4 separate regions of the Homo sapiens genome follow, and all the other regions are linked to region 3. The links are chromatin contacts, found by Hi-C or POLR2A ChIA-PET in ENCODE. All regions are on one chromosome and are shown on one strand. The core of a region is the stretch at or near the end of the contact, and the rest is flanking DNA. Distances in the headings are between cores, read along the strand shown.

Region 1 (6,093 bases), core at 2,776-5,275, 1.5 Mb after region 3:
TCTGTATGCACAGTGCCCTGGCTGCTTGTTTAGATGTGTCGGCTCCTTTCTTCTCTCGTTTTCCTCCTCCTGCCACTGTTCGATTTCTCACAATTGGCTCAAATAATTCTTTTTTCACCAACAAGCTCCTCCAGTTTCCAGGACAGCCGACTTGATTGCTTATGGGATATCCACAGCTTTGGAAGAAATTAAAATTGGGAGGAGGTTGGGGAGGATTCTGTGAGCTGAGTGAAGAGAAAATGACTATGTTTTCACAAAACAGAAGAAAAGGAGACATGCTCCTGGTTAAAGCAATAGAATGAGTAGGACCAGAGACCAACCAGGATCAGAGACAGGGAGGGTAGCCAGAGTAACCAGGAGAGCAAAGATGCCATTCCTCTTCACATCTCACCCAGGCTTATCCAGCAACATCTGCAAGAATCTCTCCAGATATCTGGCAATTACAGAGAGGTACGGATTACCCCATGTTCATCTGGAATGTACTTTACACTTAACAGGACTACAGGTCATTACAGTGCAACTTGAACCTAGCTTCACAAAATGGAGATGATGAGGTATTTTCTTGGTAACCACATCGGTGTGATTTTAGCATTACTGCGCTATGTGGATTTGCCATGAAATTGAATAGTTAAAAGCAAAGAGTAATTGCCTGATATCTGTATGCTGTAATTTAGTGTAATCTAATCATGGACAAAGCCCAAAAGAAAATATTCTCAAAGCATTACATTTTTCTTCATACACAATTTGTTATTGACATTCGGTAATATATTCCATGCCTTTGAAGGAACTCTTACTCATGGATATCAAAGTGTGAGAGCAGTCAAAAGAGTGAGAGATTTGTTTAATTTTCAACAGATTATGAAATACCATTCTGGCATTTCTCTGTGACTCCATTTTCCCCCTTAGCTGATGCACCCTCAGACCTAGAGAGAGGAAAAGAGTGTCCTCCTCTTCCATAAGGCACTGAGATGGAGCAGTGAGAAGCTGGGTGTTCCTGGGTCATTCCAGTCAAAATATGAGCCCCACATGGCCCCCACTTTTCAACCACAATCTCCCGGTGCCCTGCCCCCACTGTAATGCCACCTATAATGTAGTTTGAAGGAAGCCCTGAATAGCTGAGGCAATACGTGAGGCCCTCCATGAGGTGGATCAAGGACGATTCCGTGGTCCCTGAGTATCTTTGAGGACCTGATAAATGTGTGCAGGGCTTTTTGCAGGAGGACGAAGAGAATGGAACCCACTAAAAGATTTATGGCTGTGATTATTATAAGGCTCTGCCAAGACAGAGAGAGGTCAACGGGACGGAAGGGAGTATGGCAGCCCCCCGGGAATCCAGAGCGTGCTCAGAGCAGCCCTTCACCTCTGATAAATGTGTGGATGTGGTTACTAAGTAGATTTAGATATTGGAGCTTGTTTTTCCTCTTCTGCCTTTAATACATCAGGAAGACTGACCACAGCCTAAGCTGCTGCTCACCTTAAAAAAAAAACCCACAGCAAAGTGATGAGAAAGGAGGGCATGCAGAGCAGCCTCTGACTTTGCAATATTGCCCTTTTCTTTACAATAAGCCTTCCTGCCATGGACAGGCCCAGCAGGAGAGCCAGGCTGAAGGCACAGAAAGGCTGGCTGCCAGAAGCCCTGGCAGGTTTCGTGGGTAGCTCCCGAAGGGGCAGCAGTGGCAAAGAAGAGCTGAGGTCGAGCCCTTCCAAGTGGAGGGCAGCATGTGGATGGTTGTGTGGAGGAAAGCAAAAAGCAACACGCCAACTTCACTAAACCAAAGAGGGGCTATAAATCTGGGCAGGAACGTGACTGGAGCTGGGAATTCAGGATGAAATGGAAAGGCCCAAAAACTGGGAGGAACGCCTGACTAACTTGTGAGGTTCCTTCTCAGAGGGGGTGGGGAAGGGGAGCATTGATCAGCAAATTTGCAGTTAAGTGGTCACTGGGTGCCCCTTGGTGCACATCCAAAGGCCTGCCTGTAAGATCCTGCAAGACAAGGCCATCCACAGCCAGAAGCCACAATGGAGGTAAAAGGGCTGACCATGGGTGGCCAAAGGCCACAACTCCAAGCACAGTGGGTTCTACACCACAGGGAAGACAACAGGGTTCTGGGGGAGGGGCTGTGGGCCACTTGACCCTACGTGTGTGGAGCGGCAGCAGTGTCCCCAAACACAAGGAAGCTGACAAAGCCCACATTGCGTGCCACCACTGGGGGTGGCTCCAGTTCAGTCCATATTTTTAAATCGCCCTGAGATCCATTGTTATAAAATAGACCATAACTCTGTGAAATGCTGTAACGATAACTTTGTTTAAGCATTAGTTTCAAGCCCTCTTAGAATACATGGGGCCAGTACTGATGCCGAAAGGCTCATTCTTTATATATTGAACCGCACAGCTGCAAGGAGTTGCACAAATGTTACCAACTCATTTGTCATGCAAACAGTGCTTCAGAAAGAAATAAAATACTATTATGTGGTATATGTGTTAGGCAATCACTATATCAAATTCATGGCATTCTGTGCAAACACATGCAGGGAAAAGGAAAACAACACTTGGTGAGAGAAATCACACCACATGGGAGCAGCTAAGTCAGGGGAGATGGGGAGGCTAACAGTGGAAGCTGACCAAGCCGAGGCTGTCATTTTCCCAGCAATTGTGGCCAGTGTTGAATACCCCTGAGGTGGAGCAAGTGGCAGGAATGCAAAACCCAGACAGAGGAGCATAGCATTGCCCAGGGTGTCAGGGAGGGGAGGGAATAAAGTGGGGAATGGGCAAGGGGGCTGTTGGGACAGATACGGGGCAGTTCCAGGGAGGAGGGGCCTGGGGGAAGGGGAGAATGGAATGGCAGGGGTAGAAATGGATGGAACCCATTGGGCCGGCAATAAATGTTTGGGAATGGGAGTTGAGGGATGTGGAAGGAAGATTATAAACTGGTTCTATTTCCAGTTGCCACATTCCCTTGCTTCCCTTAGGGGTTTCCTGCTAAGAGCCTTCATGTAACCAAATCACCTGCCCTGTGGGAGGCTCTACACAGCACTGACACTGCAAAGATGTGGGTTAAGTATAAACACGCATGAACGTGTGCCAGGCACTGTCCCAAGCACCTTAGCCAAACTACCTCTTCTAATCCTCACAGCAACTCTATTGAGGTTTACTGGCAAATAGGCTAACAATGTTAATTGAATATGATCACACATCTAATAGTTGTGAGTAGGGATTTGAAATCGAACTGTCTGGCTCCAAAGCCCACAACCTAAACCACCAGTGAGGCTGCAAGACCGTGTATCTCTGGAGTCTTCTCTCTCCCATGTCTCCTTGTAAAAATCCCATTACGCAGACACAGGCCCTCCGCAGAGAAGCCTCAACTGCCCATTCGAACCCAAGGGCATTTTGCTCCTCTGCCTCCACCATGGATGCTGCGTCTCCTCCAGGCTGGCGCTCCTTGGGGGCCAGTGTCTGTCCTAAGGCAGGGATCGCACCTACTTGGTGCTCAGTGTCGCCCAGTTAACAAGCCCGAAGTCGGGACAGGGTCTTGGAGCATGCCTGGAGTGTACTCTAAGACCCAAATAAAACCGGATCACACATCAGTCCCCAAGCCCAGAGAGGCAAATCATCCTGTCTCTCCATTCGTGGCAGTGGCTTCGTTCACCATTAAGCAATTCATCTATTAAATCAACGCTGACTTTACTGAACGCTTACCACCTGCCAGAGGCAGAGCTAGGGTTGGAGGACTCAGAGATTAATACCGCTTGATCTAACAAACAAAGGGAAGTGGGAGAGCGGAGAGAGAGAGAAAAACAAAACAAAACAAAACAAAACAAAAAATTTAATCCCCCTTGGACCTTCCCACCATGGCGGCTCTAAGAGCCACGTCAGACCGCCTCATCATGGCCGACCAAAGGCCAAGTGCAGACCTTCCCAACATGGCGACCGACCTTCCCATCATGGCGCGTGGCCCCGCCCGCTCCGCCGCGCCTGCGGGAGGGAGCAGTTCCGGGTGCGGTGCGCGCCAGGGGCGGGCGGGGGGCGGCGTCCTGGCCATGGCCGGCCTGTCGGACCTGGAACTGCGGCGGGAGCTGCAGGCCCTGGGCTTCCAGCCAGGACCCATCACCGACACCACCCGGGATGTCTACCGCAACAAGCTGCGCCGCCTGCGGGGCGAGGCCCGGCTGCGCGACGAGGAGCGGCTGCGGGAGGAGGCCCGGCCGCGGGGCGAGGAGCGGTTACGGGAAGAGGCCCGGTTACGCGAGGATGCGCCGCTGCGCGCCCGGCCCGCCGCGGCCTCTCCGCGGGCGGAGCCCTGGCTCTCCCAGCCGGCCTCGGGCTCGGCCTACGCGACCCCTGGGGCCTACGGTGATATCCGGCCCTCCGCGGCTTCCTGGGTAGGGAGCCGCGGCCTCGCCTATCCTGCCCGCCCGGCGCAACTCAGGCGCCGCGCCTCGGTCCGGGGCAGCTCCGAGGAGGACGAGGACGCCCGGACGCCCGACAGGGCCACGCAGGGCCCGGGTCTCGCGGCCCGCCGCTGGTGGGCAGCGTCTCCCGCCCCGGCGCGGCTGCCTTCCTCCCTCCTCGGTCCCGACCCGCGCCCGGGCCTGCGGGCGACTCGAGCGGGCCCTGCTGGCGCGGCGAGGGCCCGGCCTGAGGTGGGGCGCCGGCTGGAGCGCTGGCTCTCTCGGCTTCTGCTCTGGGCCAGCCTAGGGCTACTGCTCGTCTTCCTGGGCATCCTTTGGGTGAAGATGGGCAAGCCCTCAGCGCCGCAGGAGGCGGAGGACAACAGTACGTCCTGGGCCGGCGCAGGGGAGGGCCCTGGGCGCGCGTGTGTCCGCCGGAGGACCCCCCGTTCCTGTCGGCGCCAGGCCGCGCACTTCCGGCCTTGTCAGCTGCCTCTGACTGTCTTCTCATTTCCAGGCCTGCCTTCTTCCAGCTGTGGGAAGAGAGGGCCAAGGCTCCTGCATCTGCAATAATTTCTGCCTTCACTTTCTCCTGTTCTCCTTTTCTGCCCCAGCCCTCCCTTCTAACGTCTCCCTTTCAATCACAAGCTGTAGTCACTGCTCCTCCAACCTCTGGTTTTCTCCCTGGAGAGGAAGCCACACCCCCCTCTAACAGATTCACCCCATCCGTTTGGGTTCTTCCCTTTTGACCTCTGGCTTACACATTTAGTGCCTGTTTGAAGGCACTCCAGATTTCAGTGGCCCACAGATAGGATCTGGTTGGGGGTCCCACCTTTGTAGCACCAAAAAGTCCACTCTCCACTTCTTTGAATCACAGGGCCGCCGCTTTGTCAACAGGAGAATCTACCAGCCTTGCTTGCCAGACAGGTTAAACTGATCGCAACTGGAGGCCCTTATCATTGCTTGTAGCACCCTCATGGAGTGTGTTAAGAGAGAGACTACGACTCAAGGATGCTCACAGCCATCCTTCTGGCCACATTTAAGTTACATGGTTAGATATGCCAATGAGAGGTCTGCAGGATACAGTATGTATCCGGAATAGCTGAGGATTGTGTGTTTTCTGAAAGGAAACATAGAGATCATTTCATTATACATTTAGGTATAAAGGGCCACTGTAGTTCACCAACTTTTAATACTCTTTACAAAGCACGAATGTGACTAATACTGTTCCCAGCTTCCAGCCAAGGCCACATCCTTTCATGCCTAGCAGGAACTGCCAAAATACAGGAAAAAGCTAAAGTATGTCTTAGCTGGTGTGGCAGATGGATGTTTGGGAGTGTACAAGTCTGTGGGCAAGGGTATTAACAGACTCGTGTGCAAACACCCAAATGATTTCCCCACTATGAGAGCATTTATCAACTATGTGAATAGTTTGTCGACCTGCTAGAGAAATTAAGGAGACCTGGGAGTGTCATGGTACTATAACTACACTGGTGATGTCAAACAGTATCACACTGGTACTCACTGCTGAGATGCTTTAAGACAACAGCGCTAGAATGTATGCTGGTATTTACCTGGACTTCCCCTCCCATTACGGTGTTAATCTCTGTTTAACATATCATTGTTTACAAAACTCCTATATTTTGTTTTGTTTGGGCCTAACTCCCTGAGTTAAGCAGGGAAGGCCCATTTGATCCCGTTTTA
Region 2 (6,703 bases), core at 1,239-3,738, 1.8 Mb after region 3:
TCTGAGGGGCTCCTGGAAAGATACAATTTTAAAAGTACACAAAAGGACTTCTGCTTAAATCATTCCAGCAATGAGAGAAAAAAGCTTAGAGCTTAGCCTCTGAATTACTTAAGCTGTAAATCAAATGTATCTCTAGGTGGAGACCAACTCCTTCAATTCCTCATGGAGACGGAATAAAACATTTACCACTGTCTTTTGCTCTAACTCTTCTCTCACTAAATAATTGAAAATCTGGTTTCCTTAATGGACATCACCACCACAAAAATGTCCACCATGGGCAAGTGATCAACTTAAGTATGAATGGCCTATAAACCACTTTCCTGCAGGGTTGGCTAGCCAAAACCTGGAGTGGGACGAGAAATTTGAGTTTCCACATCTGCCAGGCTGAGAGGCCCATATCTAAGAACAAGAGGTCCATAATGTATCTATTCTCTTGGCATGATTACAAGATCCATGACTGGTGTGCCATGGCAGTGAGGGAAAAGTATCCATCAGCAGCAGTGGTTATCTTGTTCTAGAAGCTAGTGTATAGCCTCAGCAGTCACTTGTAAGTCCAGTGGGCAGTGGCCCAGCCCTGGCCCTTGCATAGGTCCCGGTGGCGGAGAAAACAGGCATGGACTCGGAACCGACGGCCACAGTGGGGACAGGCATGCAGGGCTCCAGCATGGGTCTTCATGTGCTCTGTCAGATGGTGCTTCAGCTTGAAGCGCTTGTTGCAGATGCCACAGCCAAAAGGCCGAAGGCTGAAGGTCAGCATGATGTGCCGGTCACGCTTTGGCTTCACTGCAAACCGCTTCCCACACAGGCAACCAAAGCGTTTTCCATCTGCAGGGGGTGTCCCCCCTAGCTTCACAGGCCCATGCACGGCCTGGCCTGCTCCCCCAGGTCCTCCACCCCCTGACAGGATTTCATTCCCATGAAGATCCACTGGTTTCCAGGATGGACCCCCTCCCCCAGATGTTGGCCCTGGCCCTGAAGGCAACAAGAACCCTAGCTCCCCATTCCCTTCAGTGTCCCCTCCAGAAAACACTTTGGTTTCCTCCTTTGCTCCTCCAGGCTGAGTTCCGCTTCCTGATATCTCCTCCTTAGGCTCGAAGGGTTCCTGCTTAATGTAGAAGATTTTGGGGGGCAGTGCAGGAGGGGCAGGAAGCTCAAGTGGTGCACTCTCACCCTCTGGAAGCTTTCGGGGAGTAGCAGTCATGGGCAGTGGGTGGGGTCCATGAGGACGGGGAAAAACCCCTGATACTCTCTGGGGCTGAGGAGTCTGAGAGAGTGTGGCTGACCCCTGGTCCTCATCATCATCATCTTCCTCCTCCTCCTCTTCTTCTTCCACCTGAATTTGCAGCACTTCTCCCAGTTCACTTCCCTCCCCTCCCACAGGGCTCTCAGTGGAAGCAGGGCTTTCAGTAGAAGCAGAGGACTGTACTGGGGTCTGGAAAGGCGAAGAGCGAATGCACCAGCCTCCTGTAGAGGATGTAGTGGAAAGAAGGGCATGGTAGGAGTTTCCTCCACGGGCTGAAATTCCACCACCTGAAGTTTCTAATTCTCTAAGAATTTCTGAGCACTGATCTACTACCTGCCACATTTGAAGGCCACTGGCCACAAGGAGATGAGCAGGAAGAGCATCCAGTGGCAGGCGGAGACGCCCTGAATAAATGAGCTGGAGCAGCCCCTCGAAGGCATCGGCTTCAATGACACTCGGTAGAGTGAGACGAGGCGCATCCCCCAGAAGCAGCTTGTCATGGAAGTAAGGAGAGGCAGCAGCTAACACTGCTTTATGAGCCCTAAGTTCCCGGCCCTGCACCAGGAGGGACACATCACAGAACTTTCCCTCTAGCCTGTGGCGGTTCAGAGATTCCAGCAGAGACGAGCTATGCTGTGGGAACTCGATCTGGATTGTCCGTGGGGCTGGGTTGCAGGTCGGGGAGGCGGGTACAGGCGGCAAAGGTGTTGGGGTTTCCATGGCCTCCTCGAAGGTGACAAGAATTGGGAAGAGGAGAAGGGCTTGGGGGTAGACTCCACGCGGGATGAAGGCTGCAGAGGAAAAAGATGGAGGTCACAGAAGCCCTGGATAAAGGGAGCCACATCTTCTCAAACAACCCCCTCCCCACGAGCAATAACTGGAAACTTTTAAGTCAGTGGCGGTTTCTGCAAATCAGTCCCGCACACCAAGAAAGCAAAAACAAACAACAACAACAACCACCACCACTAAACACCAACAGGGGTTTTAACTTCCAGCCCCTGTGGAAGATAAGAAGGAGGTCCTTCAGCCACCAGCCTGCCTTCACCTGCCCAGAACAGCTCCTGCCCCGCCGCTCCGTTCCGCCTCACAGTGCCCACAGAGGTCTGCTCCCGGGAAGCCGCGGTCACCCGGACACCGCGAGTCCCGGCCCGATTGTCCTTCCCGCCGACACGCCCCCGCCGTTACACACGCGGCGCTGCCCTCGCAGTTACAGTGCCGCTACAGCTCCGTCCCAGACCGGAAGCCGCCGCCTCCCCGCCGGACACCGTCGCCAAGTGCGGCGGGCGGAGCTAGAGCCGTAGCCAATCGAGGAACGGCAGCCTACAAGCCTCGTGTTGATTGGCTACTGCAGACGAGGAGGGCGGTGCTAGTAGGAGGGCACAGGCCCAGGGTGTCCTCGCAACGGGCGTCCCGGGGAGCTGCTGAAGTCCTCCCCGCTGCAGAGGACCGAGAGGCAGGGCCCGGGAGAGAACAGCCCGGTCGGAGGGGGTGGGCCGTCAGCCGCCCCGGAAAGCTGCGTTTCCCGGTGATTAAGTGTAGCACCCGCCCCCGGTAGGTCCTGAGAGGGGCGAGATTAGTTGGGTACTTACCATGTGGGCCTGGCACTTGCCCACATCACTTTGTGTCTTCCCACCGGCCCTGCGAGGGTGGGGGTTGCCGTCCTCAGTTTCCAGGCGGGGGAAACGGGCTGGAAGCGTCACTCAGCTAATAGTAGTGGACCTGGGACTGGAACTCAGATTTGCTAAGGAACCAGGCAGGTTCTTTCCTGTTTTCTGCACGGGAGCATTTTAACCAGCAATTAAAGAAACCTTATTTCTAGGTAATTTTTAAAAGAGATAAATGTGGATATATACATGAACTCTTTTATCAGATAACGCCGCTGTTCCTGGCCTCGGACTAAGTGACACAGTGGTGAGGGGAGAGTTAGATTGGAGAAGTTTGGCCGGTGCAAAACTCCTGCTCTAAAATATAAAAAATCTCATTGGGAGGGGAGAGTGACATTCTATGAGGAGAGTGTGGCATCAGGTGGGGATATACGGTTTTCCTCTCAGGCTGTCAGCTTCCTTTCAGAAAGCAGATCTTACCACCGTACAGGTCTGGAGAGCCCTGCCTAAGAAAGTCGGCACAGCGATAAAAGAACAATCTCCGTTTATTAAACATGTTTTTTTCTGTTTCACCACACACTCCAGAAAAAAAGGAAATGGGGCTGGGAGTGGAGAAAAGGGGACAGTGAGGGGGGATAGATAAGGCTGGGAGTGGGGTGGGGAGGGAGAACGAGAAAACAAAATAAAACAGGTAGGAAGAGCAACTCCCTACCCTTGAGGTGGTGGGTGGGGAGGGAAGCAGAGGGGCGGGGGGGGAGGGGGCCAGGAAGCTCTGTACAGAAGGGTTGCCCCCAGCCCACACACACACACCCCGGATATGTACAGTACAAACCCCAGATAATTACAACAGCCAAAGAAGAGAGAAGGAAGGTTGGGGAGGGTCCAGGGGTAGGGCCTGAGGTGGGGAAAGGGCACAGGGATAAAATTTCACATATTTACAACTTTTATATAAGTATAAATTTGGCCCCGGCTGGGTGTATGTGTAGGGGGATGGGACTGAAGGGGAACTGTCCATACAAAAGAAAGAGGAGTAGAGTCTAGGAGAGTCTCAATACCAAACGCAAAAGGATGAAGGGGGCAAGGCTGGGTAGGGGACAGCAGTCAGGGAAGAGGGGGTGCCAAGGAGGGGCTTCTCCCCTCCCATGGCCTACCCACCCCAAACCCCATCCATCCTACCTCCCCTATCCCGCCAGAAAACTATGTACAGAGAAACACCGAAAAATCGTGGAGCTGGCGGGAGGGAGGGAGGTGGAAGGAGATTGGGAGGGGGAGGATGAGAGGGAAGCCCAGCCCTGTCCTACCTCCCCCAGGGGACAGAGTCATGGAAGGGGGCCCCCCAACACCCCTCCTCCAACACAGGTCCCCCCACCCTGGGGGAGAGAGACATGGCTTTTCCTAGAGTAAGTTCCCCCCTCCCCCTGGGAGTAGAGACCAAGAAGAGAGAAGGAAGGGGCAGAGGGGACTGTGTGTCAGAGTAGGACAGATCAACTAGCCTGTCCTCCCAACATACACACCCTCCTAAACCCTGACCCCTCACCCTAACCTCAATTCCACCCCACCCAACACACTGGGGGAGGGGGGGGCATAAGCCCCCTCACCCCGCTCTGGGACCAGCCGAGAGCAGATCAGGTGTGGGGAGAAGGGGAGACAACTCCCATTCCCCCCTTGCCGCCCCCTCCCTGCCCCGGTGGCCCCCTCCACCCCATCTGGGTTCTGGGTGGGGAGGGAGTAAATTTAAGAGTGGTAGAAGGAGAAGGAGTTTGTGCGTGCTGAGCCCCCCCAGACGCTCCTGAGAAATCAAGGGGTAATAGGGCCCCCTCACCCGGGGTCCCCTCCCCATAACAAGGGGGGCAGGGGAGGCCAAAATGGGGCGGTGGAGGGGAGTTAGATTGTCAGCTCTGGTTACTGCTAAAAAAATCACCCTGAAGTTGAAAGTTTGGAGGTGCCACACCCCCAGGGTGGGGGTGAGGGTCTGTCCCCCAGTGCTCAGGGGAACGATGAGGCAGAGGATGGGGATAGCACCCCGGAGTGAAGGGGTCTGTACGGGGTAGGCGGTGTCCTGGGGCAAGGGTCCCTGGGGGTCAAAGAGAGGGCAGCACCCCAATGGGAAGGAAAAGGGGGCGGCTGAGGGTCCCCACTCTCCCTCCTGGAAATGGTGCAGTGGTGGGGGTGGGCAATCAGTGTGCCTCCCAGGGAGGCATTCGGGGAGGCAATCCCGCTGTTCCTCGGTGATGTCCAATCCTGGTGGTTGGTGCTGTTACAGGGTGGGGTGCACAGGAAAGGAAGAGAAGGTCTCTGATGCTGGGTGGGCTAGTGGTCTGCGGTGTTTCGGAACTCGCCGTTCTCCGTAATCTGCAGCCGGGGTGGGGGTGGTGGGGCTGGGGGGGCCAGGCCATTCCACGGTGGGGCCAGCGTCACACGCGGGTTTGTTGGACCCAAGGGGGGAAGCTGCCTCTCCTGCAAGACACCAAAAAGGAGAGCGCGGACTTATTGAGACGCTTCAAGGGGGCCTGGATGCCAGTCCCCTAGCAGTGGCCTCCCCTATAGCCAGCCCACACCACAAGCCATGGACCACCCCCTCCTCCCAGGACAGTCCCCACCATCCTCCTATTTTGTTTCTCACCTGCAGTAGAAGTTAACGTCCTCTGGGATCAGAGAGAAGAGAATCTCACCCCTAGACTCCTAACAGGGGCCTTCAAGCCTTTAACCCAGAGTGTCACACCAGGAAACCAGATCAAAACAGCAAGTTCCCACCGCACCCCCAACCTAACCCTTCTCTGGCTTCACCTGTGTATATTCCTTGCCCATCCCACCCTCCTCCTCTTGAAACCCCCTCCCACCCATCCCCAATCCGAGGTGGGAACTTCATGTTGAGGAATAAGGGGAGGCAGTACAGCAAAACCTCATTAATCCAAACCCCTGTGGATTTGGAATTTCTTCATAATCTGAAGAAAAACTGAGCTTGCATTTTCCTTTATCTGTGAAGAAAAGGTGTACTAAGCAAATTAGTGGTGGAAATATGTCTGTAGGAGGGGATATTTAACCCATACCAGAAAACAGACTTTTGAATCCTATCTATTCATTAATGCATGCTCCCTGAGGAGTGGAAAAAGCCTTGTTCATCGAGTTCTGTATATATTTTGAAGACATGCATTTCATTAAATAGACACTGTCATTCCGTTTGTCACTTATTCACAGTGGCCATCTTCTCAAATATAACATTCCAAATTAGAGAGAGGTTTAACTGTACTGGGGGGAAAGGAAGGGGATTCAGGGAAGTGATATGGGAAGGGAAAAATCTTGTGGGAGGGCTGCCCCTCTCTCTCACAATTATGGCGGAAATGACTAGGAGCTTCTGCAGACACAGCATGCCCCAATCTCTGCATCCCTGGGAAGCAGAAACTGGCTTTATTCTTTTCCACTCCCATCTTCTTTTCAGTCCTTCTCCCTGGGCTCCCAATTAGAGGGTGAGGGGTACCAGACCAGCTCCTACCCCTGGTTCTACTCTCATCACCTCCTATAGCTCCTTGACCAACTCCTGGTTCCTGCCCTTAGCTCCGCCTTCTGTTCCTCTGCTGGGAGAAAAGAAAGCCATCTGAATTTCCCTACGCTTCTGGTTGGGAAATTCACTTCCTTCTCTCTTTGGCTGTTGTAATTATCTGGGGTTTGTACTGTACATGTCCGTGTGTGTGTGTGTGGGCTGGGGGCAACACTTGGCTTTTTAAAATTCAGGCTCAAAACTAATTTCTAATTAATGGCTGAGTTGCAGAGAGACCAATACCTACCACAAGTGGTTTAGAACAAATGTCCAAATTATTTCCTGGGCCACATGGCATTTAGGCTTGGTAATATAGCT
Region 3 (6,929 bases), core at 3,129-5,628:
GTTGCAGTGAGCCAAGACTGCACCACTGCACTCCAGCCTGGGTGACAGAGTAAGACTCCATCTCGAAAAGAAAAGAAAAAAGAAAACCTAGTCTCTGTTCTCACAGAGCTCACAGAGTGGGGTTGAGAAAAGTACACAAATAACTCAAATACAAGGCAGAATAAGTTCTGTGCCCTAAGTAAACAAATCTAAGGCAAGAACTCCTTTTTAAAATCCACCCACAGCAGTTGTAGAACCCAGGGTATACCCTTTCCTCAACTCTAGTTTTAGTTTCTGCTGTATTTATTGCTGCACAGCCAATAAGTACATTATAAGAGACCTGGGAATTTGGTGACCCACAGAATAGACTTTTGGATGTGGATCTTTGATGTCACATTTTGCTACTGACTCTTCAGACTTCAGTGGTTGGGGATTATCAAGTTTTCCCAGGGCTTGGAAAACAATGGGGCTAATTCAGTGCCTGCAGAAGCTGACACCCAAAGCATTCTACTCTGAGGGCATATACAGCAAGCAGCTTCATAACAGGATAGGATAGTGGGAGGGTGTCCAGGAGACACAGCTAGATTGATTCTGAAGGACTTCAAAGGGCTCTCTCCCTGCCCTCTAAAAAACCAAGATCCTTTGGTGATCTATTATCAGAAGTCATCAGAAGTTCCCAGAGAAGAGTGTAGTTCTCTGGATAAACCGAAGAGACTGATGAAGTTTGGTGGAACAGTGCAGCATATGAAGGAAGCAGAGCTGAAAGCAGCAGGGGCATACGCATGGCCCTGGAGATAGATGCACAAGAGAGTGGAGGAAGAAAGGAGCAGACCTGAGATGGAAGGGAGATTTATATTGTAATCAATTATCAAGATTGGTGAGGTGAGGATGGCTGAGGGGACAAATAAGAGGAAGGCAGGAAGAGGAGGCCCTGTGGAAGGGTGAAAGACAATCCGGGTTTGAAAAGGTGAGGGAGGAATCTGAGAGGCAGGATCTCACAGGATACTGGGCAAGGGTATGAGAGGAGAGGCCTTAGAATGGGAGGGTGTGCAAGTTATACAGGATTGCTTCATGCTGGGATGGAAGGAGCCGATTCCATTGAAGCTAGTCACATCAAGAGGTCACTAAATGAAGGACAAATTATATGAAGGTTTCAGGTCACAGAATGTGGCTGAGGATGGCAGAAGGTGGGGTGGTGGGAGTAGAACACTGAGACTAAAAAATAGGATGAAAGGCAACTGGGCTAGATGGTTTTAGAGCATACAGACTTGTGGATTCCTGGGGCTAAGGGACTTAACAAGATGAAAGGATTTGGGGTAAAGTGCCAGTGAGGTGGGAGACACTGTATGGTGAGTGAGTTCACAGGGAAAGGGCTGGAAGCGTCAAAGATTCATAGAACAAGAGATATTTGGGCAAAGGATGAAGAGAGAAGTTGACTGGGTTCAAGACACTACTCCAAAATATGGCAACTTGAGAAAATGGCAGTAGGAAGGTCACTCTCACTTTCTCTGAGGCTCTTCTCCCCTGAAGCAGATCACAAAACCTAGGAAGGATTTTTCTGACTTTCCCCTGAAGCAGGTCATAATACCCTCCTCATAAAGAGGTGCCCTCCCTATACTCAGAGGAAAGAAGCACCCTTATCTGTGAAGACACAGGGACACAGAGAAGAGTCTGAACAAACAGGCCTTGCTAAGTTTCTCCCAGTTTATTACTATTTGATATTACCCTTTTTGTATTTTTCCACAACTATCCACTCTTCATCAGATCTAGTATAAAAATATACAAGTTTAATCATTTCTTTAGGTCTTCATTTCCTTATGAAGGCTCCTGTCACATAAAACTTACATTAAATAAATGTATATAATCTTCTCTTATTAAATCTGTTGTTATAGGGGCCTAAGCCATGAACCTAAGAAGATATTTTCCCTCCCCTACAAGGTGCAGGGGCTTCAGGGGATATGAGATCAAAAGTCATGAACAGCAGGATGAGAAAGTCACCAAGTTACATGGCAAACGGTAATAGAAACCTTGGGGGTCAGGGCCAGTCTTGGTGGCTCACGCCTATAATCTCAACTACTTGAGAGGCTAAGGTGGGAGGATCTCTTGAGGCTAGGAGCTCAAGAACAGAAACCTTAGGGATCAAGGAACGAGCTGATGTTGTATTTAGGAATTACTAGAAAATAAGGAATAAGGAGCTGAGGTTGAGTAAGTCTGGGGGAAAGACAGGCAATGGAGTAGGGTTTTGTTTTGTTTTTTTAAACTGTGGGTTCAAATCTTAGCTCTGCTACTTAGCTGTGAGAGTTTCTGGTTCATTTCTCTGAAACCAACCAACCAACCAAACAAAAATATGGGAAGGGAAAATGGTGGATATAATAATAATTAACTCTTGGGGCTGTTGAGACGTAAATTTAACTTATATATCCAGAGCTTGGCACACAGTAGGTATTCAGCAAGCCAATCGTTATTGAGGCAAAATCAGGGTAAGAACCAGAGAAGTGAGGCTACAGCAGAGATGAGAAGATAGGGATTCCAAGATGTCAGTAGTAGCAACATAATGCAAGGTATGGGCCACATGTTCAGTCTGTTAAATCCCTAGCACTCAGGACAGAGTAAGATCCATAGCAGCTTCTCATTTCTAACAACAGCTTATGCTAAGGGTTCCCATGAGCCAGGCATGGTGCCCGGTGCTTTACATATGTTATGTCAGGCACTACTATTTTCTCCCTTCGCAGAGGTGGAGACTGAAGTTAAGACAGGCTAAATAATATACCAAAAGTCCCATAGCTGAAGGGCCAGAATCAGTCTGGAACCTAGGTTTGTTATGAACTCAATGCCCCCAAATGAAGCACTCTGCTATACTGCTTTGCAAACATGTTAACTGATGGGGCCTGATCAAGGGAAATGGGTATGCACTATGAAGAGTGAAGAGGGTGATCCGGGAATGAGGGAGTAAGGTTCATGATGCAAGCAGATCCTGGGATGAGGTTACAAGAGGAAATTTCCAGGGTGGGGTACAAAAATGATTGCAAAAAATTATTATCTTGACTGAGAACTGCATAATTTCACAATTTCACAGACGGAAGGAAACTCAAAGATCATCTAACCCAACCTCATCACAGTCATGATGAGAAACTGAGGTCCAGACTGAGGAGGGGACTTCTCACAGGTCCCTAAAGCACAGCAGTGACAGAGCTGGGACCACACACTGGATTGACTGGATTCTGGATTGATCCAGAATTCTCTGATGCCTCCAATTATTACTACTTCATATTAATCTCTATATCCTCCTTAGCACCAGAAAGGTGCTGGACGCTTGTAAGTCATGTGCTGATTGACACTGAAGGGCTGGGATCGCAGAGAGAGATGCCAGTGGGGGTGATTTTAGGATAAAGGCAGACGTGGAACGAGGGTCATACGGCTACAGGATAAAGATACTGAGGGTTGTGTACAAGGTGAGTGCGTGGAAAACTATTGGAGTAGGGCTTAGGAGTCGCCAGCAGAGTTTTGAGGGGAGTCACCGAGTTTGTGGGGAACACAAGGTAGAATCGGGGGGGTTACTGGGCCAGGAGGGTTACCCAGGTTTGGGGGTCACTAAGGAGGAGTGTGGGGATCTCAGGGTCATGTGAGTCACCGGATTAAAACTGAGGGAGTCACTGGTTGGTGGGTCTCTGAGAAGTGCTGGGGAAATTCCTGGGTTAGCAGCCAATGAATAATAACCAACGGTTACCTGGTGAGGTCTTGGGGTCAGTGGGTGGGGTGTGGGGTCACAAGGGTGGAGGCGGGCGCCGTCACGGGGTGAGGTTTGGGAGTCACGGGGGAGGAGCCGCAAGGCGGAAAAGAGGGGCAGGGACCCTGGGTGGGGGAGGGGGCCCGGCCGCGGTCCAGCGGCCAGGCCGCCCTGCTAGGGCCGGAGGGAGGTGGGCACGCCGGGCTCGGGACCTTCCCGGGGTCCTGCGCCCGCCCGGCCTCCCGCCCTGGGCATGGTTGGCCCACTCCTCCCGCAGCCACCAACCTGACAGCCCCCGAGGGCGACTCCGCCGACAGACCGCCATGCACCGGGCCCCGCCACCAGCGCCGGCCCCACAACCCGCCTGCGCCATAGCCCGCCCGCCCGCGCGCAGCTTGCCTCGCGCGATATCCAGGTTCCAGGGCCGCCGCACTTTCCTTTCCTCTTGGCGCGCCTCTACCGGGCCCCGGAACCCGTATAGAAAATACCGGGCACGGTCCACCCCGCCCCCCGCTTCGCCGCGGCAGCCATCCAACTTATCCTGGTTCCGGGGCTCCTGGAGCCCAGGCGGCCGGGATCTGAACCGAGCTCTTCGGAGCCCCGCCCCCACCAAGGCCGGGGTGACGCATGGCCAGCGAGGCTGAGCGCCCAGGGAAGGCGTGCTGACGTCACGACGCCCGGGTCAGGGCCTGGGCGCGGCTCGGAGCCGGGTCGTCGCTATAGCAATCGGGAACCGCTACCTGTCCATTCCAAGGATTCGGTCCAGCAGAAGCGTGAGGAGGTGGCGGAGGCCCCGAGGGCTTTGCGTCATCACTTCTGCGGCCTGCGGGCGAGAAGGTGCGCTTCGGGAGTAGCGCGGGAGGACAGGAGGCGCAGGTTGTGAGGGACGCAGGCCCTGGGGCTTCGGTCTCTGTCCTCCGAGCTCAGAGCCTCCAGGCTTCTTCCCGGCCGCGCGCTCAGCACTCACTGTCTTACGGTCCCGAAGCGCTTTAAGGTGCGCAGTCCGCAGGCCTTGCCTACTGATCTTCCAGCCACCCCTTGAAGGAAGCAGTTGCAGGTATTAAGAGCTCCTTATTGAAAAGGACGATGTAGAGGGGCGGTGAGGGACTCGCCTCCGCAGGGAGGGCGCCCTGGCGGTCTTCTCAGGTTCTCTCTCATTCCCGCGTCAGCTCCACCGTCAGGCTCGAAACCGACTACTCCCTTTTGTAGGCTTGCTTTGGGTTGAACATAAAAACCAAGCCCCTTTACTATTTCCCTGCTGGGAGGGGCTGCGATTGGGAAATTTTCAGAAACCTGAGGGAAAATTAAAAGGGAGCGAGCTTTCGGTAAAAAATCAAATTAAAAAGGAGGGGCGTTAGAGAAGGAACTGGTAAAGATTGCCTTTTAGGAGAGGAACTGGGTGGCTGGAAGAATGAGGTGAGAAACTTTCCCCTCTCTATCCTTTCAGACTTTAACTGGTTTCTTTTGTATCTTCCCCGCCCCGAAAACAATTTAACTTAATAAGAATAATTTTTAAAGGACGTAAACTAGACACAGTTACAAAGTACGGGGTTTGGGGCTTGTGGTAGCTAAAGGTGTCTTTGGGGATGCGGGCATCCTTTTCCTCTCCTGCCTGAAGAGCTTAACTAGAAAGCCCCCCTTTCGGTCTTAGACATCCCCTCTTCCTGACTTGTTCTGGCTGGGACCAGAGTTCAGTTTAGGTAGGCCAGTGAGTGACATTTGATGGTTAGAATTCCTACGGTTAGAATTAATCCCTTCTGTATCTCCTAGTATGGAAATAAACTGCCTGGCCACTATGCTGCCCTCTTTCCATTCCTTTTTGGTGGAAGTTTGACAAGTTATTTCCCATAGAAAATAACTTATAGGCCGGGCGCCGTGGCTTAAACGCCTGTAATCCCAGCACTTTGGGAGGCTGAGGCGGGCGGATCACGAGGTCAGGAGTTCGAGACCAGCCTGGTCAACATAGTGAAACCCCCCCTCTCTACTAAAAATACAAAAAAATTAGCTGGGCGTGGTGGCGGGCGCCTGTAATCCCAGCTACTCCGGAGGTTGAGGCAGGAGAATTGCTTGAACCCGGGAGGCGGAGGTTGCAGTGAGCCAAGATCGCACCATTGCAGTCCAGCGCGGGCAACAGTGTGACTCCGTCTCAAAAAAAGAAAAAAAAAAAGAAAAAGAAAAAGTACCTTATAGATACAGAGAGAAGATTAAGTAGCTCCTCTTATAATATGAATTGAGGGTTAGAAATACCGCAGGGAATAGAACTCAGGCTGTACCTGAGTTTGTCCCTCTCCAACCACCCTTTTTCCATAGCTCTCTCTGTATATATATATCTGTCTTTTCTCACATTCCTTACGGATCGTAATCTGATGGCCAGTCACCTCTGCAATTATACATTTAACAAGAGCTCTGGGAAACAGTGTCTGAATCTGAAGTAATGATCCTAATGGAAGGTAATTTCAGGTTCTCAGGAGAATTGGTGAGGATATTTTGGAGGGCAGTATTGAAGACCATTGCTAGCAGTTTCTCTCCTATCCCTTCCACTCAACATATAGGCTGGTGATCTTCAGACATTTTTTAGAATGAACCCATAAAAGAATTTTGAAGAGCTATGTACCTCTTGTTCATTTTTAAGTTGATACCTAAATTTTCCTTCATTAATTTAAATACTTATAGAGGATACAATTTCAAATTTTGACATCTTAAACTAAGACTTACATCATTCTTTTTTTCTGAGACGGAGTCTCGCTCTGTCAACCAGGCTGGAGTGCTGCAGTGGCGAAATCTCAGCTCACTGCAACTTCCCCTTCCAGGTTCAAGCAATTCTCCTGCCTCAGCCTCCCGAGTAGCTGGGACTACAGGTATGCGCCACCATGCCTGGCTAATTTTTAGTAGAAACGGGGTTTCATGGTGTTAGCCAGGATGGTCTCGATCTCCTGACCTCGTGATCCGCCCGCCTTGGCCTCCCAAAGTGCTGAGATTACAGGCATGAGCCACCACACTTGGTCTACATCATTCTTAATGTATCTGGCAGGGCAGGCACAGTGGCTCATGCTTGTAATCCCAGCACTTTGGGAGGCTGAGACAGGCGGATCCCGAGGCCAGGAGTTCGAGACCAGCCTGGCCAAGATGGTGAAACCCTGTCTCTACTAAAAATACAAAAATTAGCCGGGCATGGTGGTGCGTACCTGTAGTCCTAGCTACTCGGGAGGCTGAGGCAGGAGAA
Region 4 (6,844 bases), core at 1,537-4,036, 1.3 Mb before region 3:
AGTGACAGTGCAAGACTCGTCTCCCCACCAAAAAAAAAAAAAAAAAAAAAGATCCCAATTGTATCTAAAGATACAATTGGCCAGTGATTGGGAAAGCCATCTAAGAGCCACATATCCTGTAGATTTTAAATATGAAAAACACAAGCAACACATTTTTATCAGCGTAATCATTAAATCACCTTCCATCTAGCTCTCGGACTGCATCAGCTGCATCTCGGGGATCTTCAAATTCAACAAAAGCAAAGCCGGGTGGGTTTCTAGCAACCCACACACTTCGGAGTGGTCCATAGTAGCCAAAAGCCCGTTCCAATTCCGTCTTGTTGCCATTGTTTCCAAGATTGCCTACATAAACCTTACAGTCCAATGGACAGGAATCACGATGCATTTCTGTAATGAAAAATACCAAAAATATTCATTCATCTAAACATCTACAGTTAAAACCACAGATCCTTAGAAAGAACTCCATTAGAGAGGACAAGAGAGTTTAAGGTAGCACGTAAAGAAAAAAAAATTACAAAAATGCTAGAAACCAAACAAGAAATGTTACTGCTAAGCACCCATTTCCCCCCCCCCGCCACCCCGCCCCATTATCTTTACTCCTAACCCTCAGGAAGCCAGCAATTAGTGAAGAAAAAAACAGCTTCCTTGGAACGTTGAGAACAACTGGAGGAGCATTTACCACCATCTGGGCCGTGAGTTAAGAGACTTAACCTGTTATTTCATTTAATCCCCAAAATAAAGCATTTCTAGAAAAACAGAAGAGAATTCTGTTGGGGACTCAAAACTAAATAAAACAATGATGAAGAAAGCTAGTCCTTAAGGTTATACTACCAGGCAAGCGATTCAAAGTACCTACATAAGCCAAAACTTACCAGCTTTAATAAAAATAAGGCCAACGATTTTCACTTTTAAAAAAATGCCCATGGACCGGGCGCGGCGGCTCACACCTGCAATCCCAGAACTTTTGGGAAGCCGAGGCGGGCGAATCACGAGGTCAGGAGTTCGACCCAGCCTGGCCAATATGGTGAAACCCCGTCACAACTAAAAATACAAAAATTAGCCGGGCATGGTGGCGCACACCTGTAGTCCCAGCTACTCGGGAGGCTGAGGCAGAACAATCGCTTGAACCCGCGAGGCGGAGGTGGCAGTGAGCCGAGATCGCGCCACTGCACTCCAGCCTCGGCGACAGAGCGAGATTCCATCGCCAAAAAAAAACCACAAATAAATAAATAAATAAATGCCTATTTTGGTCATTTGGAACTATAGGAACAAGGCTAGTATCAAATGTCATTAGATAGACCAGAGTCTTACGCGGTAAAAATTTATCAAGCAACGAGACCAACTTTACAGTTTTTTAAAAAATGTAAACTCATAGTAGCACTTATTCACAGTAGCCCAAAGATGTTAACCCAAATGTCCATCAACAGAAACGGATAAGCAAAATGTGGTATAGACATAAAATGAGTATTATTCAGAATGATGTACTGACAAATCCTCCAACGTTGGAAAATCTTGAAAACATTACGCTAAGTTAAAGAAGCCAGACATAAAAGTACACGATTCCATAAATACTAAATATCTAAAATAGCTAAGTTCAGAGAGACAGGAAGATTAGTGGTTGCTAGGGACTAGAGGAAGGGGGACAGGGAATCTGGGAGTAAGTGCTCAATGGGTAGTAGTCTCCTGCGGGGGGAGGTGACGGAAATGTTTTGGAACTACGTGTAAGTGATGATTACACAACACTGAATATACTAAATACCACTTAAAGATAATTTCACTTTAATAAAAAATTACAAAGAGATATTTGCTACTAAAAAATTTACTGCACTTTGGGGACTTATTTTTTTGTTCTTCCTTGGCGGACTTGTATTTGATAAAGCTTTATTACTGAGTCACTTCGACGATGAATCTGATAAACTTGTAGACCAGTTTCAATTACATAAAAACCATCTACTCAATAATTCAGCTGAAGTGCTTTCCATAAACACCACGTTCTTCTTACTCTGGGCTTGTCTAATTAAAATATCCAGTCCAGACACATCCTATTTGCCGTGACCACACCCTGTGCCCAGGAGTAAGTTCTAAGACCAAACCACTGGTGAAAATTTTTAAAAACACTGCTGGCACCTGTCTTAAGCCTCCATTTTAATGGGAAGCGATGAAAGAACGAATCTTAAGTTCAAGGAAGATCTTTCGGTCTTAGAAAAAGGTGATTAGATTCAGGCTGCAAAATCTGAAACTACATGAAAGTAAGGTGACTACGGGGGCCATTTAATATGAACTGAAAGGTCCGGTCTTGGTTAGTGACTTTACAAAAACATTCTGAGAAGCTTCCCAATTAAATGAGGGGCCAAAAAAAAAAAAGGCGCCATAAAAATAAAAAGGCCGTGACCTGGAATACAACTCGGCTATCGGCTCCCCTTTGTGGTTCCCAACTCCCAGGTAACCCCCATCCTGGCTCATGCCCCAATGAGGAATATAAAGACTTCCACTCCAAGACTAGGAAACCCTCCGATGGGCCGGGAGCCCCCGCCACCGCCCCGTGCTGAACGTCACAAAATGGCGGCGGCGCCTCTTTGTCTCAATCTGGCGCCGCCATTGGGCCTGGCTCCTTGGTACTGTTAAATTCCATTTCCACCTCATTCCCTCTTTCGCTGGTCTCTTACCGAGATCTAGGGTTAAAAAATGCGGCGGCTCAAATCCACACGCTCCGATGAGTCTTCCCGCTTTCCTCCGGCCCAACACCAACCAACTCTCTCACTCACCCGGCGTCCACGAAATGGCGGACCACCGCCTTCTCCTCGCCTTTATTTATACGCCATACTGGAATCACATGATTGGACGGGCTCCCCCAATGAGAAGCAGAAGAGGCCGTGACGTATGGCTACAAACGCAGCGAGAGCCGCGGTTGCTGGGAGCGCGCTCTGGCGGTTGCGCCGGGTGGGTGGAGACGTGCGTCGGCGCGCGCTCGTTGTAACAGGCCTGGTGCTCCCTCGAGCGTTCCTCCCGGTCTGTCGACCTCCAGGTTACCCACAGACTCCTCTTCCTCACCTCCAAATAGGCTAGGGCTTCATAAACAGCACCGTCGCCGTCACGCTCAAACACTAATAGGAGCCGTTGGCCCCTAACAAGATTAAGAGATGAATTAATTAAGTGCTTCACCCTTGTGAGCGGTTAGTCTGGAACTAAGAGCATCGCGTTTACAAACAGGTCACGGAGCTGTTTGTGACCCAGCTGGCACCAGACTGTGGCCGCCTAGATTCCACACTGAAGGAAAAGCCTGGTTTGGAAAGTTTGCCCAACTCTTGCTGGTTTCTCGTCTCTCAAGCAAACTTGCAGGACTTGGCGCCGACAGCAAAGGAGACCGGTCAGGTGACCTGGAAACTATCACCTTTAGCAAACACCCGGAAAGGGAAGTTTCTGAAGAAGATTGAATGTAAATTCTGGCCCCCAAGCAAATGCCAGGAGGGGTATCTCGAGCCTTTCTCCTAGCAGCCGTTGCACTGCCTGGCATGTATTTTGTCCGGGCCACTTCCCTTACGAAGACAGAGCCGCAAGAGTAATTAAGGGGAGAGAGACTGTGATTGGGTTAGAAAAATCACCAAGGGCCGGGCGCGGTGGCTCATGCCTGTAATCCCAGCACTTTGGGAGGCCGAGGCAGGCGGATCACTTGAGGTCAGGAGTTCAAGACCAGCCTGGCCAACATGGTGAAATCCCGTCTCTATTAAAAATACAAATGGCCGGGCATGGTGGCAGGCGCCTGTAATCCCAGCTACTTGGGAGGCTGAGAGCAGGAGAATCGCTTGAACCCAGGAGGCGGAGGTTGCCGTGAGCTGAGATCCTACCACTGCACAAAAAAAAAAAGAGAGAAAAAGAACCTGTCTTTTTATTTATTCCCTCTTAGCTGAAAGATATGCCAATTATTATGTTTTTTTTTTTCTTTTTTCTTTTTTTTTTTTTCTTGAGATGGAGTCTCGTTCTGTTGCCCAGGCTGGAGTGCAATGGCGCGACCTCGGCTCACTGCAAACTCCGCCTCCCGGGTTCAAGCGATTCGCCTACCTCAGCTTCCCGAGTAGCTGGGATTACAGGCACCTGCCACCACACCCGGCTAATTTTTGTATTTTTAATAGAGACGGGGTTTCACCATGCTGGTCAGGCTGGTCTCGAACTCGCCACCTCAGGCGATTCTCCCGCCTCGGCCTCCCAAAGTGCTGGTATTACAGGCGTGAGCCACAGCACCCGGCCAGCCAATTAATATGTTTTAACTTTCCCAGGTATTTTTCTTTTGAAGCCTTACCTCTTATTGTGGTTCTAAAAGGTTTATCTGTAGTGGAGGAAAAAAATACAGATTTATTACATCTCAGCCTAGTTTCCTCACCTGTAAAAGGGGAGAAGGGGATCCTAGCAAACCTTTTCTTATTTCTCTCTCGTCTAGATTTTTTTTTCTGGCTCACTTATATTTGCCTTGATTTGTTCCCCTCCTCTATGTAAGCTTTTCTCCTCTTTTTCATTTTCTTTCCTTCTATCAAATCAAAGGCTCTGGAGTCAGGCAGTCCTGGATTTGGCCCCAGCCCCCACTGCTAGTTACTGGCTGAAGCATCCTGAGAAGAACGTTTAACCTCTCTATTTCCTCTGTATAAAATAACCCCAGGCTTGCAGCGTTACAGATGTTAGGTTTTGTCACTTTGGCCAATTGTGGTCACACCTGCATCCCCAGGGCTTGGAAACGATACAGCAGTCAAGCAATACATATTTGTTTATTTTTAGTTAGTTATTTATTTTTGAGACTCTGGGTCTGGCTCTGTCACCCAGGCTGGAGTACAGTGGTTCGATCTCGCCTCACGGCAACGTCCACCTGCCGGGCTCGAGCAATTCTCCTACCTCAGCCTCCCCAACGACTAGGACCACAGGCGCGAGCACAGATGCCCAGCTAATTTTCGTATTTTTTGTAGAGACAGGATTTCACCATGTTGCCCAGGCTGGTCTAGAACTCCTGAGCTCAAAGCCATCCACCCTCCTCTGCCTCCCAAAGTGCTGGGATTACAGCCATGAGTCACGGCACCTGGCCTTTTTTTTTTTTTTTTTTTTTTGAGACAGGGTCTTGCTCTCTTACTCAGGCGGGAGGGCAGTGGAGCAAACTTCGCTCACCACAACCTGGACCTCGTGGGCTGGACCTCATGGGTTAAAATTAGCCACCATGCCTGGCTAATTTTTTGATTTTTTTGTAGAGGAGTCTCACTTTGCTGCCCAGATTGGTCTTGAACTCCTGGCCTCAAACGATTCTACCACCTTGGGAGAGTTGTTTGAGTTGTTCGAGACCAATCCAACTCCTGAGATTGGTCTTAAACTCCTGGCCTCAAACAAGTCTCTCAAAGTGCTGGGATTACAGGCGTGAACCACTGTGCTGGGCTGTTAAATTATTTAATTAAGAGAAATGATGTATGTAAATCATCTGGCACAATCACTGCTTTTAAAAATGCTGGCCGGCTGGGTGCAGTGGCTCACGCCTGTAATCGCAGCATTTTGGGAGGCCTAGGCTGGTGGACCACTTTAGACCAAGAGTTTGAGACCAGCCTAGGCAACATGGGGAGAACCTGTCTCTACTAAGAATACAAAAAGTTAGTCGTGGTGATGGGAACCTGTAGTCCAGCTACTCAGAAAGCTGAGGTGGGAGAATCGCCTGAACCTGAGAAGTTGAGGCTGCAATGAGCCAAGATCGTGCCACTGCACTCCAGTGCATTCCAGTGTAATCGAATGAGACCGTGTCTTATAAATAAATAAATAAATAAATGCTGGCCTTTTAAAATTTTTCTTTTCCCATCTCATTTTCCCATTCTTTCCCACCACTTTTCCTGTTTTTTGTTTGTGTGTTTGTTTGTTTTTGTGTGTGGTGCTAGTCAAGTCTAGTCAAGTGTGTTGTCTTTCAGTGGAACTCTCTTAATCCCTCTACCTCTAGTAACAAAAACATTCTGAACCTCCCCTGGCCATCCACAACTTTTCATCTTCTAGCGACTTCAGACAAATGAATTATCCACTTGCTTTAGAGGTGTTTTTTGTTGTTGTTGTTGTTGTTGTTGTCTCACTCTGTCACCCAGGCTGGAGTGCAGTGGCACAGTCTCCATCTCGGCTCACTGCAGCCTCCACCTCCCAGGTTCAAGCGATTCTCCTACCTCAACCTCCCGAGTAGCTGGGACTACAGGCATGCGCCACCACGCCAGGCTGATATTTGTATTTTTAGTAGAGATGGGGTTTCATCACGTTGGCCAGGCTGGTCTCGAACTCCTGGCTTCAAGTGATCTGCCCACCTTGGCCTCCCAAAGTACTGGGATTACAGATGGGAGCCACCACACCTAGTCCTGTGGAGTATTTTAATATTCCTTTAAACTTATACGACCACTACTCTTGTCTGGACCCTCGACTACCTGAAGCTTCAAGGAGACATATCAGGGTTTTTGGTACAGACACAGAATGGGAATCATATGTTGTAGGAATATCTCTTGATTTTCTTTGGGAAACCACCTTTCTCACAGTAGTACATATTATTGATTTGAATGTGGTTGGGTCCTACACCCCTCTTTTTCAGGGGTAGGGAGGTAACCATTCTGGATTAATTAAATCATCCAAGTTCTTAGTCCTTCCCTTGTGCCTCCCCCACCATTAGGAATGAGGATGAGTAATCCAGTCAGACCAGTCAGCTGCTGATCCAGCACTGTTCATAGGCCAACCAGAGAGAGGTGTGCTATTTCCCCTGATTAGCACAGTCCTGAGCCGGGGCAGCCAGCCTGTTTCCAGGAGGGAAGAAGCAGCCTGAGGTAGACCCAACACAGTGGGAAGGAGAACTGCA

Evidence for each region. A loop is a pair of places that touch in the nucleus more often than their neighbours do. ChIA-PET counts read pairs that join two places held with the same protein, here RNA polymerase II (POLR2A). Pooled maps may share reads with other maps.
Region 1: a loop to region 3 is called in a map of CD8-positive, alpha-beta T cell, with 4 times the contacts of the local background. The contact joins the promoter of LEMD2 here to the promoter of SCUBE3-AS1 in region 3. A Hi-C loop is called at or near these places in 2 of 168 maps with a recorded cell type or tissue (CD8-positive, alpha-beta T cell and naive thymus-derived CD4-positive, alpha-beta T cell) and 9 of 50 pooled maps.
Region 2: a loop to region 3 is called in a pooled map, with 5 times the contacts of the local background. The contact joins the promoter of ZBTB9 here to the promoter of SCUBE3-AS1 in region 3. A Hi-C loop is called at or near these places in 2 of 50 pooled maps. POLR2A ChIA-PET finds 5 or more read pairs at or near these places in 2 of 52 experiments (B cell and Panc1).
Region 4: a pooled map shows a loop between it and region 3 (10-fold over the local background). The contact joins the promoter of SRSF3 here to the promoter of SCUBE3-AS1 in region 3. A Hi-C loop is called at or near these places in 5 of 50 pooled maps. POLR2A ChIA-PET finds 5 or more read pairs at or near these places in 2 of 52 experiments (T-cell and activated T-cell).

The regions. Positions count from the first base shown.
Region 1 is chr6:33,787,062-33,793,154 of GRCh38, reverse strand. LEMD2 (LEM domain nuclear envelope protein 2) reads left to right here and starts at 4,025. Exons shown (of 9, transcript NM_181336.4): 1 at 4,025-4,774. The coding sequence starts at 4,039. LOC105375024 (a long non-coding RNA gene) reads right to left here and starts at 3,777. Exons shown (of 3, transcript XR_926707.3): 1 at 1-3,777. RefSeq lists enhancers at 1,996-2,599, 3,810-3,899, 4,512-5,061 and silencers at 3,990-4,369, 4,410-4,859.
Region 2 is chr6:33,450,361-33,457,063 of GRCh38, reverse strand. ZBTB9 (zinc finger and BTB domain containing 9) reads right to left here and starts at 2,488. Exons shown (of 2, transcript NM_152735.4): 1 at 2,289-2,488; 2 at 1-2,034. The coding sequence starts at 1,963. The coding sequence ends at 542. SYNGAP1 (synaptic Ras GTPase activating protein 1) reads right to left here. Exons shown (of 19, transcript NM_006772.3): 19 at 3,375-5,304. The coding sequence ends at 5,158. It overlaps SYNGAP1-AS1 (SYNGAP1 antisense RNA 1), which reads left to right and starts at 2,659. Exons shown (of 3, transcript NR_174954.1): 1 at 2,659-2,794.
Region 3 is chr6:35,256,904-35,263,832 of GRCh38, reverse strand. It overlaps SCUBE3-AS1 (SCUBE3 antisense RNA 1), which reads left to right and starts at 4,378. Exons shown (of 4, transcript XR_001744102.2): 1 at 4,378-4,543. ZNF76 (zinc finger protein 76) reads right to left here and starts at 4,098. Exons shown (of 14, transcript NM_003427.5): 1 at 3,992-4,098. RefSeq lists silencers at 3,666-3,985, 3,996-4,115.
Region 4 is chr6:36,590,304-36,597,147 of GRCh38, reverse strand. It overlaps SRSF3 (serine and arginine rich splicing factor 3), which reads right to left and starts at 2,786. Exons shown (of 6, transcript NM_003017.5): 1 at 2,667-2,786; 2 at 180-387. The coding sequence starts at 385. RefSeq lists enhancers at 1-483, 2,499-2,728, 2,329-3,010, 3,119-3,278.